2 separate regions of the Homo sapiens genome follow, and region 1 is linked to region 2. Evidence: read pairs that join two places in POLR2A ChIA-PET (ENCODE). Cell type or tissue: GM12878. All regions are shown on one strand. Links, peaks and the distances in the headings refer to the core of each region. The heading gives the core; the rest is flanking DNA. Region 1 holds the start of DNAJB13 (DnaJ heat shock protein family (Hsp40) member B13). Region 2 overlaps C2CD3 (C2 domain containing 3 centriole elongation regulator).

What was found. Peaks named below come from ENCODE experiments on the same cell type or tissue, not always from the same donor. Only the 100,000 strongest peaks of a DNase experiment are listed, where the experiment ranks them.
Region 1: POLR2A ChIA-PET joins it to region 2 with 11 read pairs; 2 of 35 experiments call an interaction of 5 or more read pairs at or near these places.

What each region holds. Positions count from the first base shown.
Region 1 is chr11:73,946,291-73,954,535 of GRCh38, reverse strand. It overlaps DNAJB13 (DnaJ heat shock protein family (Hsp40) member B13), which reads right to left and starts at 3,510. Exons shown (of 8, transcript NM_153614.4): 1 at 3,399-3,510. The coding sequence starts at 3,466. In GM12878, for the core only: no CTCF peak of the experiment used is centred there; DNase peaks (open chromatin) are centred at 1,024 and 3,585.
Region 2 is chr11:74,133,945-74,142,352 of GRCh38, reverse strand. C2CD3 (C2 domain containing 3 centriole elongation regulator) reads left to right here. Exons shown (of 33, transcript NM_001286577.2): 4 at 2,525-2,748; 5 at 3,386-3,633. Among named protein-coding and RNA genes, the nearest start is that of C2CD3, 33 kb to the left of the region's middle. RefSeq lists a silencer at 3,435-3,729 and an enhancer at 3,435-3,729. In GM12878, for the core only: no CTCF peak of the experiment used is centred there; no DNase peak of the experiment used is centred there.

The sequences.
Region 1 (8,245 bases), core at 1-8,000, 190 kb after region 2:
GCCTCACCCTCCCGAGTAGCTGGGACTACAGGCACCTGCTACCACGCCCGGCTATTTTTTTGTATTTTTAGTAGAGACGGGGTTTCACCATGTTATCCAGGATGGTCTTGATCTCCTGAACTCGTGATCCGCCCGCCTCAGCCTCCCAAAGTGCTGGGATTACAGGTGTGAGCCACTGCGCCCGGCCTACTTTTTTTTATTTATTTTTTTGAGACGAAGTCTCACTCTGTCACCCAGGCTGGAGTGCAATGGCACGATCTCGGCTCACTGCAACCTCTGCCTCCTGGGTTCAAGCAATTCTCCTGTCTCAGCCTCCCCAGTAGCTGGGATTACAGGCATGCGCCACTACACCTGGCTAATTTTTTGTATTTTTAATAGAGAAGTGGTTTCACCAAGTTGGCCAGGCTGGTCTCAAACTCCTGACCTCAAGTGGTCCACCTGCCTCAGCCTCCCAAAGTGCTAGGATTACAGGTGTGAGCCACTGTGTCCAGCCATTATTATTATTATTATTATTATTATTATTATTATTATTATTTTATTATTATTTTTGAGACAGAGTCTCGCTCTGTCGCCCAGGCTGGAGTGCAGTGGCGCAATCTCGCTCACTGTAAGCTCCACCTCCCGGGTTCACGCCATTCTCCTGCCTCAGCCTCCCGAGTAGCTGGGACTACAGGTGCCCGGCTAATTTTTTGTATTTTTTAGTAGAGACGGGGTTTCAGTGTGTTAGCCAGGATGGTCTTGAGGGAAGAGAGCGACCATCTCATATTGTTTTATACTCAGTACCTGTTTTAAAAAAAAGCAACAAGGAAGTAAAACCAAAGACAGGCAGCCCAGCGCCAGGCCTGAAACCAGGCCTGGGCCTGCCTGGCCTAAACCCAGTAGTTAAAAATCAACTCATAATTTAGAAACCGATGTTATTCATAGATTCCAGACATTGTATAGAAGAACATTGTGAAACTCCCTGCCCTGTTCTGTTTCTCTCTGACTACCAGTGCATGAAACCCGTCACGTACCCCTTGTTTGCTCAAATCAATCACGACCCTTTCATGTGAAATCTTTAGTGTTGTGAGCCCTTAAAAGGGACAGAAATTGTACACTCGGGGAGCTCGGATTTTAAGGCAGTAGCTGGCCGATGCTCCCAGCTGAATAAAGCTCTTCCTTCTACAACTCGGTGTCTGAGAGGTTTTTTCTGCGGCTCGTCCTGCTACAGTCTCGATCTCCTGACCTCGTGATCCGCCTACCTCGGCCTCCCAAAGTGCTGGGATTACAGGCATGAGCCACGGTGCCCGGCCCAGCCATTTTTATTTTTTTGAGACAGGTGTTGCTCTGTTGCCCAGACTGGAGTGCAGTGGTGCAATCATAGCTCAATGCAGCCTCTACCTTCTGGGCTCAAGCAATCCTCCCACCTCAGCCTCCCAAGTAGCTGGGACTACAGGTGTGTGCCATCATGCCCAGCTAATTTTTAAATTTTCTGTAGAGACAGGGTCTCCCTATGATGCCCAGGCTGCCCTCTCAAACTCCTGGGCCCAAGGGATCCTCCTGCTTTGGCCTCCTAAAGTGCTCAGATTACAGGCATGAAACACCATGCCAGGCCTTAATCACTCTTTATATGACATGGTTTCACATGCAAATGATTGCTGGACACATGCATTATCTCATCTAATCCTATTTCAATCTCACAGCAACCTTTATTATGATGATGATTTTTAGACATGGGAAAACTTCGGCTCAAAGAGGTTAAGTAATTTGCCCAGGTCACGCAGCTAGCAGGTAAGTGAATCTGGATTCTGATCCAGCCCTTTCCAGTGCTTAAGCTGTGCTTATCTTTCTGCACGCCCACTGCCCTTCCTCCTGATTACCTTTCCCTGGATGGGTCCTTCTGGTCAATGAGATGCTCCGAAGAGTGGGTGACATCATACACTGTCCTGAATTGTTCTCAGATCCTTTCATGAGTTTGTGTCTTTTTTCTCCAACACCGCAGACTCTCCACTTATGCCACTGATCCCCTACAGGACCTGGCCCAGGAATAGGCCCATGACTGGCAACTCTGGGAGGCCTGATATCTGAACACTGGCTCCACCATTTACTAGTGCACTTGTGGGATAATAATGGCACTTAATTCTCAGGGCTGTTGTGAGGGTTAAACAGTGATGGAAAGTTCTCAGAACAGCACCTACACACTCAAAACATACACCTATTGTCACTGCCTAACTTAATTGATTGAGTTATCCTGGACTCCTCTTTTCTTCACCCTCCAGTGATCCACTTAATTACCAAGTCCATTCCCTCCCCTTTCTCTGGCCTCATCTTTTGCCTTGATTACCACGAACAGCCTCCTAAAGGGTCTCTCTCCTTCCAAGATAACTTCCACAGCCCCCCATACTTCCTCTTCTGTAACACTCATCACAGTTGTGGTGACTTATTCAACATCTATTCAGCAACAAAATCTAGCTGCATGAGGTAAGGGAGTGTCGATGTCGGATTCCGACATTTATCTCCAGCTGCTACCACTGCAGCAGGAGTGAAGTACCCTCTCAACCCTTGTGGTAGACGCTCAATAAATATTTGTTAAAAAAAAAAACATGTTTTTGGCCAGGTGCGGTGACTCACACCTATAATCCCAGCACTTGGGAAGGCTGAGGCGGGTGGATCACCAGAGGTCGGGAATTTGAGACCAGCCTGACCAAAAAGGAGAAACCCCATCTCTACTAAAAATACAAAATTAGCTGGGCATGGTGGTGCATGCCTGTAATCCCAGCTACTTGGGAAGCTGAGGCAGAAGAATCGCTTGAACCCAGGAGGTGGAGGTTGCGGTGAGCCGAGATCACGCCATTGCACTCCAGCCTGGGCAACAAGACCAAGACTCCGTCTCAAAACAAAAAACAAAAACATGTTTTCAGAAAAATGTACTGACTCCTGTTGTAGGCTTTCTTAGGAACGAGCCAGAACGTCCTTAAGATCCGATGGAAGTATTCAGGAATGTAGTTTAGTCAATGCTGAAAACCTCCATCATGGCCAGAATTGAATTTAAAACATCCATCTGGCCTGGCCACTCCCTTGTTCACAAGCCTCTGGTTCTCCATAATATTCAAGATAAAGTTCAAATGGCTCCTTTGTCCCCACTTCATTGCTGGGAAAAGCAAGGCACCCAGGAGAGGATATAGGGCATGGAGCATAAAGGGAGATGGGTTGGGAGCAGATTGAGGAACTAAAGAGTTCAAATTTCCAACCTGGGCCCTGACCCAGACCAAAGCCAGGATACAGGTATGCAAGAAGTGAAAGGAGGAACAAGGTTTACCTTGTCTGCGCTAAGCTGTGCAGGAAAGCTCGTTTTGGAAGAGAAGAGGGCAGGGCCTGCCCCAGCACACCCCTAAGGCCTGGCTCCCACCCCAACTTACGCCTGCTTGATCTGGGCATCCTCTGAATTGCGAGTGATCCCGAGCACAGAGTAATAATCCTGGCCCATGGCTGGCTAGCTGGCAGTCAGGCCCTGGATAGTCCTCAGACTCTAGCAAGGCTGTTAGTTGGCTTCCTTGGTTGCTCCTGACAACCGCACAGGTGCACTCTGGGAGTTGTAGTCCCACTTCCCTAAACAAATTTCAGCTCTGCCACAGAGAGGAGTCAGTGAAAGGACTGGGGGAGAGCTGGGGCTGATTCTGCGACCCTGTGAAAGGTCACTCAACTCGGAAATTGAAGACTCACAGGGCTCTGTTTTATTTTGTTTTTGTTTTTAAAGAGAGCAGTAATTAGTTTTAATAAAAAGGTTTTAGAAGAAATGCATTTGGCTAATTTTTTAAAAATACATTTATTTTAGAACAGTTTTAGAGTTTAGAAAAGTTGAGAAGACAGTACAGAGAGTTCCCATATACCTCACATCCACATTCTCCTATTTTATTATTATTATTATCATTATCATGTTTTTGAGACAGGGTCTTCACTCTGTCACCCAGGCTGGTGGGCAGTGGCAGGATCACACCTCACTGCAGTCTCAACCTCCCAGGCTCAAGGGATTCTTCCACCTCAGCCTTCCAAGTAGCTGAGACACAGGCGTGCACTACCATGCCTGGCTAATTTTTGTATGTTTTGTAGAGATGGGGTTTCACCATGTTGCCCAGACTGGTCTTGAACTCTTGGGCTCGGCTTGGCCTCCCAAAGTGCTGGGATTACAGGTGTGAGCCACTGCATTCACATTCCCCTATTATTAACATCTTACATTAGTATGGTACATTTGTCACAAATAATGACCAATATTGATACATTATTATTAACTAAAATCCACATTTTATTCAGATTTACTAGTTGTTTTAACCTAATATCTTATTTCTGTTCCGGACCCCATCCAGGATGCCACGTTACACTTAGCTGTTGCATCTCCTCTGGTGCCTCCTGACTGTGACAGTTTCTCAGACTTTCCATGTTTTTGATGACCTTGACAGTTTAAGTAATAATGGTCAGGTGTTTTGTAGAATGTCCTGCAATTGGAATTTGTTTGGTGTTTTTCTTTTTGTTTGTTTGTTTTTGTTTTTTGAGATGGAGTCTCACTCCATCGCCCAGGCTGGAGTGCAGTGGCACAATTTCAGCTCACTGCAACCTCTGCCTCCCGGGTTCCAGCGATTCTCCTGCCTCAGCCTCCCAAGTAGCTGAGATTACAGGCATGTGCCACCATGCCCGGCTAATTTTTGTTATTTTTACTAGAGACGGGGTTTCACCATGTTGGCCAGGCTGGTCTCAAACTCCTGACCTCAAGTGATCCACCCACCTCAGCCTCCCAAAGTGTTGGGATTACAGGCGTGAGCCACCGCGCCAGCCCTCCTTCCCCACTTGCTGTATTGCACTCTTTGGAAGGCAGTCACTGTGCGGCCCACCCTTACAGTGAGGGAGTTATGCTCCACCTCTCTGAGTACAGCAGAGCCCTGTTTTCCATGCACATCCCAAATCCAACTGGTCACCAAGCTCAGTCCATTCTGCTTCCTAGACAACCTCTCAAGCCCAGCTCCTCTGCTCTTCCTCCTCATAATCAGGGCCCAGCTCTGGATTCATCTTTCAGCAAGACCACAACAACTTCCTCGCGGGCCTGCCTGCCTTGTCTCTGTTCTGCAAAGCCCACACTCCTCATTACTTCGAGTGAACTCCAAACTGCTTACCATGGCACACAGGCCCTCTGTGATCTGGTGCCTCCCTTTCCACCTGAGCTCTCACCACTGCCCTACACGCACCCACTGCTTGTCAGAATGGACTGCAGTGCCTGCCACTGCCCAAACCAGCCATCCCCTCTCCTCATTCACCTCTGCTGCTACCTCTGCTCAGAACCTCCCACCCCACCCACCACAGACCCTCGCCTCAACCCAGCTAACTTCTATTTGTTTTTTCTTCTTAGGAAGAAAAAGAGCAGCATTAGAACATTCCTTGTTGAAGGAATATTGCCCCGATGTGCCCCTCCCTACCTGTTTGTAATTCTCTTGCTTTTCTTTAGAGCTTTACTCCATATGCCTGTACCCAGTGGTGTGCTGTTTTGTGGCATTTGCCAGTTCTTCCCAAGCCAGTACAAGCCAGCTCCAGTGCCACACTGCAAATATCCACAGCAACATATTTACCTTTTCATATTTTTGAACTTTATATAAATGGTATCATTTATACAAATGGTAGGTATTTGTGTGTGTGACTTATTGTCACAGGCTGTATAGTACTCTCTGTTGATGAACATTTGGGTATATGCGCCCACTTTGCAAGGCAATGCCAAAGTTTTCTGGTGTGGTTTTCTAATTTACGCTGGCAACAGCAGTGTATCAGTTTCTTTTGCTTCATATCCTTACCAACTCTTTTTTTTTTTTAAGACAGGGTCTCCCTCTATTGCCCAGGCTGGAGTGCAGTGGTGCGATCATGGCTCAACCTCCTGCAGCCTCGACTTCCTGGGCTTAAGCAATCCTCCTGCCTCAGCCTCGCAAGTAGCTGGAAACCCAGGCACACACCACCACATCAGGCTAATTTTTAAATTTTTTGTAGAGACGAGGTCTTGCCATATTGTGCAAACAGGTCTTGAACTCATGGGCTCAAGTGATCCTTCCATCTCAGCTTCCCAAAGTGCTGGGATTATGGACATGAGCCAACACTCCTGGCCCTCACCAACTCTTGATGTCAAGTTTTAAAACGTTTGCCAATATAGTAGGCATAAAGTGGCATCTCATTGTGGATTTTAATTTGCATTTCTTGGTTGAGTATCTTTTCATACTTATTGGCCATTTGTTTTTCCTCATTGTGAAACACCTATTTATGTTTTTGCCCATTTTTTTCTATTTGACTATCCTTTTTACAAACTGACAGGCCGGGCATAGTGGCTCATGCCTGTAATCCCAGCACTTGGGGAGGCCGAGGTGGATGGATCACCTGAGGTCAGGAGTACAAGACCAGCCTGACCAACATGGAGAAACCCCATCTCTACTAAAAATACAAAATTAGCTGGACATGGTGGCGCATGCCTGTAATCCCAGCTACTTGGGAGGCTGAGGCAGAAGAATAGCTTGAACCTGGGAGGCAGAGGTTGCGGTGAGCAGAGATTGTGCCACTTCACTCCAGCCTGGGCAACAAGAACGAAACTCCGTCTCAAAAAAAAAAAAAAAAAAAAAAACTGACTAGTGGCTTTTTATGTTTTTTGAAAACAAACTCTTTGTTGATAATATGAAATACGAATCCTTTCTTCAACTTGAAGCTTTTTTCACCTTTTTAAAAGTCAAATGTATCAATCTTTTCCTTTCTGGTTACACGTTTTGTGTGTGTCTAGTTTAAGAAATATTTCCTTATGTGAGGGCATAAAGATCTTCACCTATATGATCTTCCGAAAGTCCATTTCACATTTAAATATTTAACACACCTAGAGTTTATTTTTTTGTATATGGAGCAAGATAGTATCTTTTCTGAAAGATATCCAACTGCTCAGATCATTTATTTAATTGTCCATTGTCTTCCCACCGATCTGTACTGACTGCTGTGTTAGATATGAAATTTCCACATATGCATGGGTTGGTGTCTGGAACTACTGTCCATTGGTCTATCACTGGGGCAATGTGTTGCTAGAAGAGCTGAGGCAAGTCTTGCTTGTCTGACATAACGTAAGAGAGTCTTGGAACATGTCCTGGGTCCAGGGTCTAAAACCCCTCGTGGCCTTTGGAACACCAAGCTCTGTGCCAAAGGGTGGAAGGCTGCCCTGCCACACCACAATCTAAGCCCAGGGCATAAAACCCCTCGTGGCTTGGATGCAATCCAGGGCTCAGGGAATAAAACCCCTTGTGGCCTCTGGAATGTGTCCAGACTTGCTGGCTCCTTGCTTCTTGCTGTCCCAGGTTTGTAAATTGATTGTTATCTTGAGATAGAAAAACACGTTCTCCATTATCTCGAGTAGCAGAGCATACTCCATATGCTTAAAAGAAAATGCTAAACTGCCACAGCTATAGGTCAAACGCTTGATGCACCGCTTCCTTTCTAACCCCATGTCCTCACGTCCTCACCACCTGCTTCTGTTTGATCACCAATAAAGAGCGTGGGCTCCCAGAGCTCAGGGCCTTCGCAGCTGCCATACTGGTGTTGGCCCCCTGGACCCACTTTATGCATTCTTGTCTTGTCTCATTCCTTCGACTCTGCCAGACTTTGTAGCCCCCACAGCCTGGTGTTGGGTCTGATCACTCCAACATTTCTGGCACCCAATGTGGGGCAACGAAAACCCCTGTGAAGGAACGCTAGAGCATGCGGAAGCAGAGGACAATTGTCAGAGGACACCAGAGGATGACTGAAAGAAGCTCGGCAGGTAAGCTGGACGCTTGGAAGAACCAGGGTAACAATGGGACAGAATGAAAGCAAATATTCTGCTTATTTAAATTTCTTAAGGCATTTATTACGGAGAGGGGGAGTGAAAGTTAGTACTCAAAGTCTATTAACACTTTTCAGCACAGTAGAGCAGTTCTGCCCATGGCTTCCGGAACAAGGGACTATGGAGTTGGATGAATGGGAAAGAACTGGCAGAGATTTTAAAAAGGCATATAAAGATGGAGCCAAAATTCCAGTTTCTGTTTGGTCAGTGTGGGCGTTAATAAAGGCAGCTCCTGAGCCATTTCAAACAGATGATGAGGCAGATTCAGATGAAGAAGAGGAGGATGAGTGTAAGAAACTAACATCAGATTCTGAACGCGAGGCACAGGAGCCGGAGGAAATCATAGAAAAGAAAGGAAAGCTGAAAAAGACATATTTTACTGGT
Region 2 (8,408 bases), core at 354-8,353:
TCCGAAAGATATCAGCCTTCTTCATCTCCTCACAATCTTTCATGGAATCATAATTTCTGAAGAAATCTGTGTGTGCCTTCTTTCTTGGTTTAGCCACAGCAAACAGAGAGAGATCTGTAACCCCCAGGGATACAGCAAATGTTCCAACAATATGAAATTGCAACCATATCTAAGGTTTTTGCCAAAGCACTAGAAGCCGTAGTCATTGTACTTGATAGGTATGTCACCACTGCCCTTCCTGGCCGATAGAGAAATGGAAAAATTACTTTTTTTTCTAACTTCCTCTACAAAATACTATGATCCTCTGAGGCAGAGGGTGTTTTTGTGGGGGAGGAGGGGGTTATTTTTTTTGAAACAGAGTCTTGCTCTGTTGCCCAGGCTGTAGTACAGTGGCACAATCATAGCTCACTGCAGCCTCAATATCCGGGGCTCAAGCAGTCCTCCTGCCTCAGCCTAGCGAGTAGCTAGGACTTCAAGGTACATGCCACCATGCCCAGCTAATTTTTTTTTTTAAATTTTTTGTAGTGACAGGTTCTCACTATGTTGCCCAGGCCAGTCTCAAATTCCTGGGCTCAAGCAATCCTCCTACCCCTGCCTCCCAAAGTGCTGGGATTACAGTGTGAGTCCCTGTTTTAGTCCTCTGTTTTCCTCAGGGAGGTAGCACAGAGCCTGGCACAGAGCTGGTATCAACAAGTATTTGTTTAACTAAACAAAGGAGTTAGGCCACTGTGTTTTGATTGTAAGATGGGCGTGGCAAGTGTCTGGACTTTCTCTGACTCTTTATTCAAGGGCCAATGGCAGTACAGGCCTATGAGTTAAAGCAAACTCTGTGGCCAGTCAGCAGTTCATTGTTAAGGCCAGGAACACTACCTTTATCCTCAGTGTCTCCTTTGTTTCTAGAATGCAGAGGCAGTCTTTGGCAAGTGATGAATGGTAAGGGAACACTTCCTGGCATTTATGTTTGAGCAACCAGGATTTTATGTGATGCTGTTAACAGTGATCACTGCACATAGTATTCATCCCACCGCATTGCTGTCATTTGTCTTTGTACAAAGATCTTCATGATGAATAGATTTGAAGGACTTTATATTATGGTTCATGAACAGAATTCTCATCAAGACCCAGGCATGTTTTATTGAGTTTGTGCCTTGGCAGTTCTTCTGGATAAAATATTTCATTGACCTTCCCAGAGACATCGTAAAACATCTAACTGCAGTTTTTCATTTTTGTGTTAGGGCATTCATTATTTGACGGTCTTTGGGTGCTTAAACAATTCCTTCTGCTTTCTTTGTCATTGAAACTGAACTTTCAGCGCTACTATTCTTTTCCTTTGGAGTATATCCTTCACTTTCTTCCTTAAGGTTTTGCTTCAAAACTCCATTTTATTTTTCATTCCTCCATTAGGCGTTTCTCCATTGGGATTTTCAGAGGACTAGAGAGTCTTTTCACAAAGAACTTGAACTCACAGGAAGGAGATGATAAGGAAACTTAAAGTAATTACCTTTTCATCTTAGTTGTCCTCCCTCCTCACCCCTCTTCATCTCCAGCATAGAACTAGGACCTTATTTTTCCCAAGCAACTAATAATAAGAATGCAGAAAATGTTATGTCCTTCTTTTATTCATCAGACCATTAGCATTATTAGGCATATTAGACTTGCATACTATTTATACACACACTATGCTAAGTAGTCGATAGAAAAATGAAGAAGATAGCCCGTGCTTCAAGGAATGCATAATCTAATCAGGATGATGAATGAAAGGTCGCAAGTACCTTCTCCAAGTCTTTGCTTTAAAAAAAAAGAATCTTCGAATTAGGGTAATATACTTTCCTGATGGCCTTGTATAATCACATTATCTTCTCTATATGAGGAACTTAGCACAGTTACTGGCCTGTAGTAAAAGGTTCAGTAAATGGTGATTATGCTAATGGATAGATACAGATTAAGTAGAAACATGAAGAAGGCAGTGGACATGGCATCTCTACTTAGACGTAAAGAAGGAATACTGGGGGAAATTGTATATACAAAGGCATAAAGCAATGAAATATAAGGTACATTTAGAGAACCATAAGTAATTGGTCTATTGGAACAGAGGGATGAAGGAAGGAAGCTTAGTAAGAGATGAGGCTTCCAAGGTAGGCAGGAATTTAGACAATTAATGGGGGACATTAATCTTGTAAGGAATGGGGGACATTCCTTACAATCCTGTAGGGAATGGGGGACATTCCTTACAATCCTGTAGGGAATGGGGGACATTCCTTACAATCCTGTAGGGAATGGGGGACATTCCTTACAATCCTCTAGGGAATGGGGGACATTCCTTACAATCCTGTAGGGAATGGGGGACATTCCTTACAATCCTCTAGGGAATGGGGGACATTCCTTACAATCCTCTAGGGAATGGGGGACATTCCTTACAATCCTGTAGGGAATGGGGGACATTAATTAATATTAAGCAGGGGAGTCTTAAAATTAGTTAATCAATGCTAAAGAAAATTTCTCATATACTACCTGTCTCTCTTAGGTCTCACTTGCCCTGGAACCTCTGTCAGAAACTTACGACAGCTACCATCCACTTCCTACCACTGACATGACAGAAAATGTGCTTTTATCTAAGCAGGGATTCAGAGAGAATACTGAACCCAGCAGTACCCAGTTTCAGGTTCCATCAAGGCCTCGCGACATACATACCATCAAAATTGATGGAAAAGAGTTAGCAGCCAACAGCAGTAGATCAACCACTCCGAGGTAATTACCATACCTAATACCAGTCAATCTGTCAGTTAACTGCACTGTAGTTGTGATTTCTGTCTTTCATTTATGGTTGAGTAAAAGATTAACAGCAGAGAGAGGCACAGTCCTCATTTAGCAGATAACTGTGAAGCACCCACTCTGGTCCTGGTTTGATACTAGGTGCTGGGCCTAGAAATAAGTAAGACATGATTTCTGTTTTCCAGGACTACTCACAATCTAGCGGAGAAGCCAACATACAGATAAATGACTAAATGATATCCAGATGCAGGACAGATGTTCATGAGGGAAAAGAGGGACAGGGAGCTATTCTGTGAAACAGAATGGAATAAGAATCAGGTTTTTGTTTTAAGTAATTATTTATGAAGCATTTGCTTTGTGTCAGGCTCTGCTGAGCTCTTCGTTTTATTGTCTCATTTAAGCTATGACTCCCTCACTGTAGGTAAAGCATCTATTATTTCTATAATTTGGGAGATGAAAAAGAGATTTACAAAGTTGTATTGCAAATAAGTCACGCTTTTTGAGGTCCAAACTACCTTGCCAAAACCACTGGTCTACTTTCTGTCTCTGACAAAATAGAATGTTACCATAATAGATTATATATTGCTGATGTTCTCCCTTTTTAAAAAAACAGGGGAAAAGACCATGTATGCTTTGCAGAGAACCCTGATACAATAAAGGATTCTTCCTTTGGACTACAGCACAGTCTTAATTCAGGACAGAGTTTAGAGTCTGTAACTCTGAAAGGCAGAGCTCCACGGAAGCAGATGTCCCTTCTGAACAGTTCTGAATTCCAGCCTCAAATTAGAACAGTTGCCAAGAGTCACAGTGACTCATGCATTCTTTCTTCAAACAACCTCCCTACCAAGGATCTTCTTTCAGGTATGTATGTATTTGTGAACTGAGTCAGACTAAACTACGTTTATGGGATTGCTCTGCTTGTTAGCCAGCCTACAAAGAGAACCAAGACTCTTGTTTGAACTAAGTCAAATAAAAACAGGCAGTCTTGCTAGAGTCCAGCATCTCACACCATTTAAAGACAGCCGTATTAAACCACCAAGGTATTTCTGAATAATTACTCAGTGCTTATAATTGTAAGTTTGGGGAAGGAATCGTTTAAAAGGAATTGGATATGAGGGGAAAACCTTTATCATAGAAAAGGATTAGTCCTTACTTTGTCCCAAATAATTCAAGGCAGGTAAGGTTTTTGTCTCGTGATCAGCATTTATTTATCCCACTGTATGGAGACTAGTACAAAATCCATTTCACATTCTGAAAACTCTTAGTCTTAGTGAGAACGTTCAGTACACAGCTGCTGATCTTAATCCTGGGAATTAAATAATGACTGTGGCCAAATAGAAGAAGAAAGGAGACAGTTTACCCTTATAAGGGCTTAGACAGAAATAAAAAAGCAAACAGGAACAGAATTAGATTACCTCATGTTAAGGAGTGGTATAATAAAAGCAGTTGACTTACATTACACTGTAATGGTCAACCATGTATCTCTTTGACCTCAAGATCATAACAGGAATTTGTCTACATCCCTACAAGTAAAATTTCCAAAATTAAAATATCTGTAGCATCAGAAAAGTCTTTTAAATAACTATTTGGGTACATAATTTACATTCTTAAGGACATTTTGTAAAAGAACAAAAACATTTTGTTTATAGTTTTTCAACTGAATTGTCTTAGATTCCCTACTTTAAAAAATACACGGGCCGGGCACGGTGGCTCACGCCTGTAATCCCAACACTTTGGGAGGCTGAGGCGGGCAGATCACTTGAGGTCAGGAGTTCGAAACTAGCCTGGCCAACATGGTGAAACCCTGTCTCTACTAAAAATACAAAAAATTAGCTGGGTGTTGTGGTAGGTGCCTGTAGTCCCAACTACTCAGGAGGCTGAGGCAGGAGAATCGCTTGAACTCAGGAGGCAGAGGTTGCAGTGATCCAAGATGGTACCACTGCACTCCAGCCTGGGCAACGGAGCAAGACTCTGTCTCAAAAAGAAAAAAAAGAAAAAATATATATATATATAAAATTCCAAAAAAAAGTATATATATATATATACACTCCAAGATTATAAACTATTAATTTCAGTCTTTAATGCAAAGACTACATTAACAAGAAGGAAAATTGACCCAATGTACTCAGCACTTGTCAGCTCACTTGTGTAGACTTGAGCACCAGACTTTAGGAAAGATATTTGTTGACTCAATAAGCAGTTATCTATTCAGCACTACCAAATGTCTGGCGCTCTTCTAGGTATCAGGGCTACAGTAGTTAAATATATATATATAAACTCCTGCTGTATGGATTTTATATTGATTGGAAGACAAATGATAGACTAAATAAATAACTGTGTGTTACTTGGTGATCATGGCAATGGTGATATATGAAGCCAGGAAGGTGAGAGAAGGGGATGTTAGTTTTACATAGGTTGGCAAAGGAAGACCTCATTAAGAAGATAACATTAAGCTACTCAGGAGGCTGAGGTAAGAGGATCACTTGAGCCTAGGAGTTCGAGTCCAGCCTGGACAACATAGCAAGATCTCATCTCTAAAAAAAAAAAAAAGCAAAGAGAAAGAAGGTAACATTAAAGATCTAAGGGAAAGGAGATGTGTTCCTTCTTTTTTTTTTTAACTTTTATTTTTTTTTATTTACTTTTAAGTTCTGGGGCACATGTGCAGAATGTGCAGTTTTGTTACATAGGTATACACGTGCCATGATGTTTGCTGCACCCATCAACCTGTAACCTACATTAGGTATTTCTCCTAATGCTATCTCTCCCCTAGCCCCCTACCCCCGACAGGTCCCGGTCTGTGATGTTCCCCTCCCTGTGTCCATGTGTTCTGGAGAGGAGATGTGTTCCTTCTAAGGAAAGTAACCAGACTGGTAAAAGGAGCAGCAAGAGATAGCCTGGAGAAAACAGCTGCCACTTATTGAGCACTGATTATGTGCTAGCTACTATGCCAAGTGCTTTATATACATAATCTTACAAAAGTCACGTGAGGTAGGCATTATCCCCATTTTAAAATGAAAACACAAGCTCAGACTTAGGCAGCTCCTGTGCTATCAAAGGGGGCAGCTCTCATTTATTACTGTCTCAGACTTTAAGGTAAAGTCCTATGCTTCATCTTACTCTAGGTTCATTGTTTACCTAGGCCTGTTTTGTTTTGCTTTTGCTTTTTAAATCAAGACCTTGCTGGCCAGCTATTCAAGCCAAACAAAATATGCCATGCACAACCCATGGGCTGTCAATGTGCAACCTCTTCAATAAGAGTTACTAGGATCTGTGGATTTAAAGGTAAAACAAGGTAGATTTCAACTCGGTCTGAGTTAGTAGTCTGACTTGTGCACAAATGGGAGAGGGACCACATCACTGTAAATGGTCAAGTGTGGGCTGGATAACCTTCTGATGTGACTTTTACAGATGGGGTTAAATTATCAAGTACATAGCTGGATAAAATCTTTTTTTTTTTTCAATTTTATTTTAGATTCAGGAGGTATATATGCAGGTTTCTTTCCTGGGTATATTGCATGATGCTGAGAATTGGGGTATGAATGATCCTATCACCCAGGTACTGAGCATAGCACCCAATAGTTTTTCAACCCTTGCCCCCATCTTCCTTACCCCTCTAGTAGTCCCCAGTTTCTATTGTTACCATCTTTATATCCCTGAGTACCCAGTTTTTAGCTCCCATTTATAAGTGAAAACATGCAGTATTTAGTTTTCTGTTCCTGACTTAGTTCGCCTAGGATAACGGCCTCCAGTTGCACTGGATAAGATCTTTAAAGGTGTCTTGCAACCACAAGATTAAGTGGGCCACTTTAGTAAGCATAGAGTTGAGGTCATGTGAGGGACACAACAAATACATAAACCTAATGATTTTTCTGGTCTTTGATGTACTAATAACATACCAGAATAGAGGGTACAAAGCTGTATCAGTCAACCAGCTAGTATTTATGAAACACTAACTACACAGCAGGATCCTGTTCTTCCCCATTTTCAAAATAACAATGATACATTAGATTCTTCTCATACTTCACATCTCTGACTATCATATCCTTTAACCAGCCAGAGAAAAATTTGCTTTAAAAGGTTAATATGATTAGATTCTGCCTACCAAGATAATCTTCCTGTCTTAAGGTAAGCATTAATTACATCTGCAAGTCCGGGCAAGCTGGCTCATGCCTGTAATCCCAGCACTTTGGGAGGCTGTGGTGGGAGGATCACTTGACCCTGGGAGGTCGAGGCTCCAGTGAGTCATGATCATGCCAGTGCACTCTAGCCTGGGTAACAGAGTAAGACCTTGTCTCAAAAAAAAAAAAAAAAGTTTTAAATAATTACATCTGCAAAATCCTTTCATGGTAATACCTAGACAAGTGTTTGAATCACTAGGACGAAGTATGAGTATATGAGGCAATGGGGATCTTGGGGTAGCCATCTTAGAATTCTGCCTATCACAGTGAGTGAGCTTTATTTTTTAGTTTAGTTGTATTGCCACATCACACATTGAACATATGATATTTAAGATTTTGGATTTTTTTTAAGTTTTTAAGCTATATTTTGACCTCTTTATAGTAACAAATATTAGATGTTTTGATGTTTATGGACTTTGGGAGGCCGGGGCAGGAAGATAGCTTGAGGCCAATAGTTCAAGACCAGCCTGGGCAACATAGCAAGATACCATCTGTACAAAAAAATAAAAAATAAGCCAGGCATGGTGGTATGCACCTATAGTCTAGCTACTTGGGAGACTGAGATGGGAGGATTGCTTGAGCCTGGAAGTTCGAGGCTGTAGCGAACTTGATTGTACCACTGCATTCCAGCTAGGGCAACAGAGCAAGACTCTGTCTCTAAACATATGTAAATAATGAGTAAGACTATGGATATATTTGACTTGTTTTTTTTCTTGGCCTAACCATCATATTTTATTTTTAGAAATTATAAAATTAGACTAGGAGTTGGGCACTTTCTAAGCACCTGTGGAACCTCAAGAAAATAATAATACCTCCTGTATCTGTTGGAACAATACTATTGGGCCTGAGCTTTTTTATTTTATTTGTTTTTATTTAGAAACAGAATCTCACTATGTTGCCCAGGCTGGAACACTGTGACTATTCATAAGTGTGGTTATAGCACACTATCACCTCAAACTCCTAGACTCAAGCAGTCTTCTTGACTTAAGCAGTCCTCCTGCCTCAGCCTCCCAAGTAGCTGGGACCATGGGCACATGCTGCCATGCCCAGCTAGTACTCAGCTTTTAAAAAGAAGCCTAAGAACTAAGTAGGGTCATAGATAGTATAGCAATTAAAAGCATAGGATGTGGAATCATCTGGTTATAGATGTATTGCGTGTACAACTTGGTCAAGTTACCTACTCTCTGCCTCAATTTTTTATCTGGAAAACAAAAGTAGTCATAGTACATATCTCAGAGGACTGTTGGGAGGATTAAATGAGTAATACACGTTAAAATACTTAGAATAGTGCCTCGCATGTGGTAAACATTCCATAAGTGTATTCTCTGATTTGTGTTGCTGCTATTGTTGTGGGACCCCTTAAGGGATGGGGTAAATTTTACCTATCAGAAAGTCGGAAAAGTCAGGTTTTATCCTGACTTTTCCATTAACCTGCTGTGTGAGTCATGGAAGCTTTTT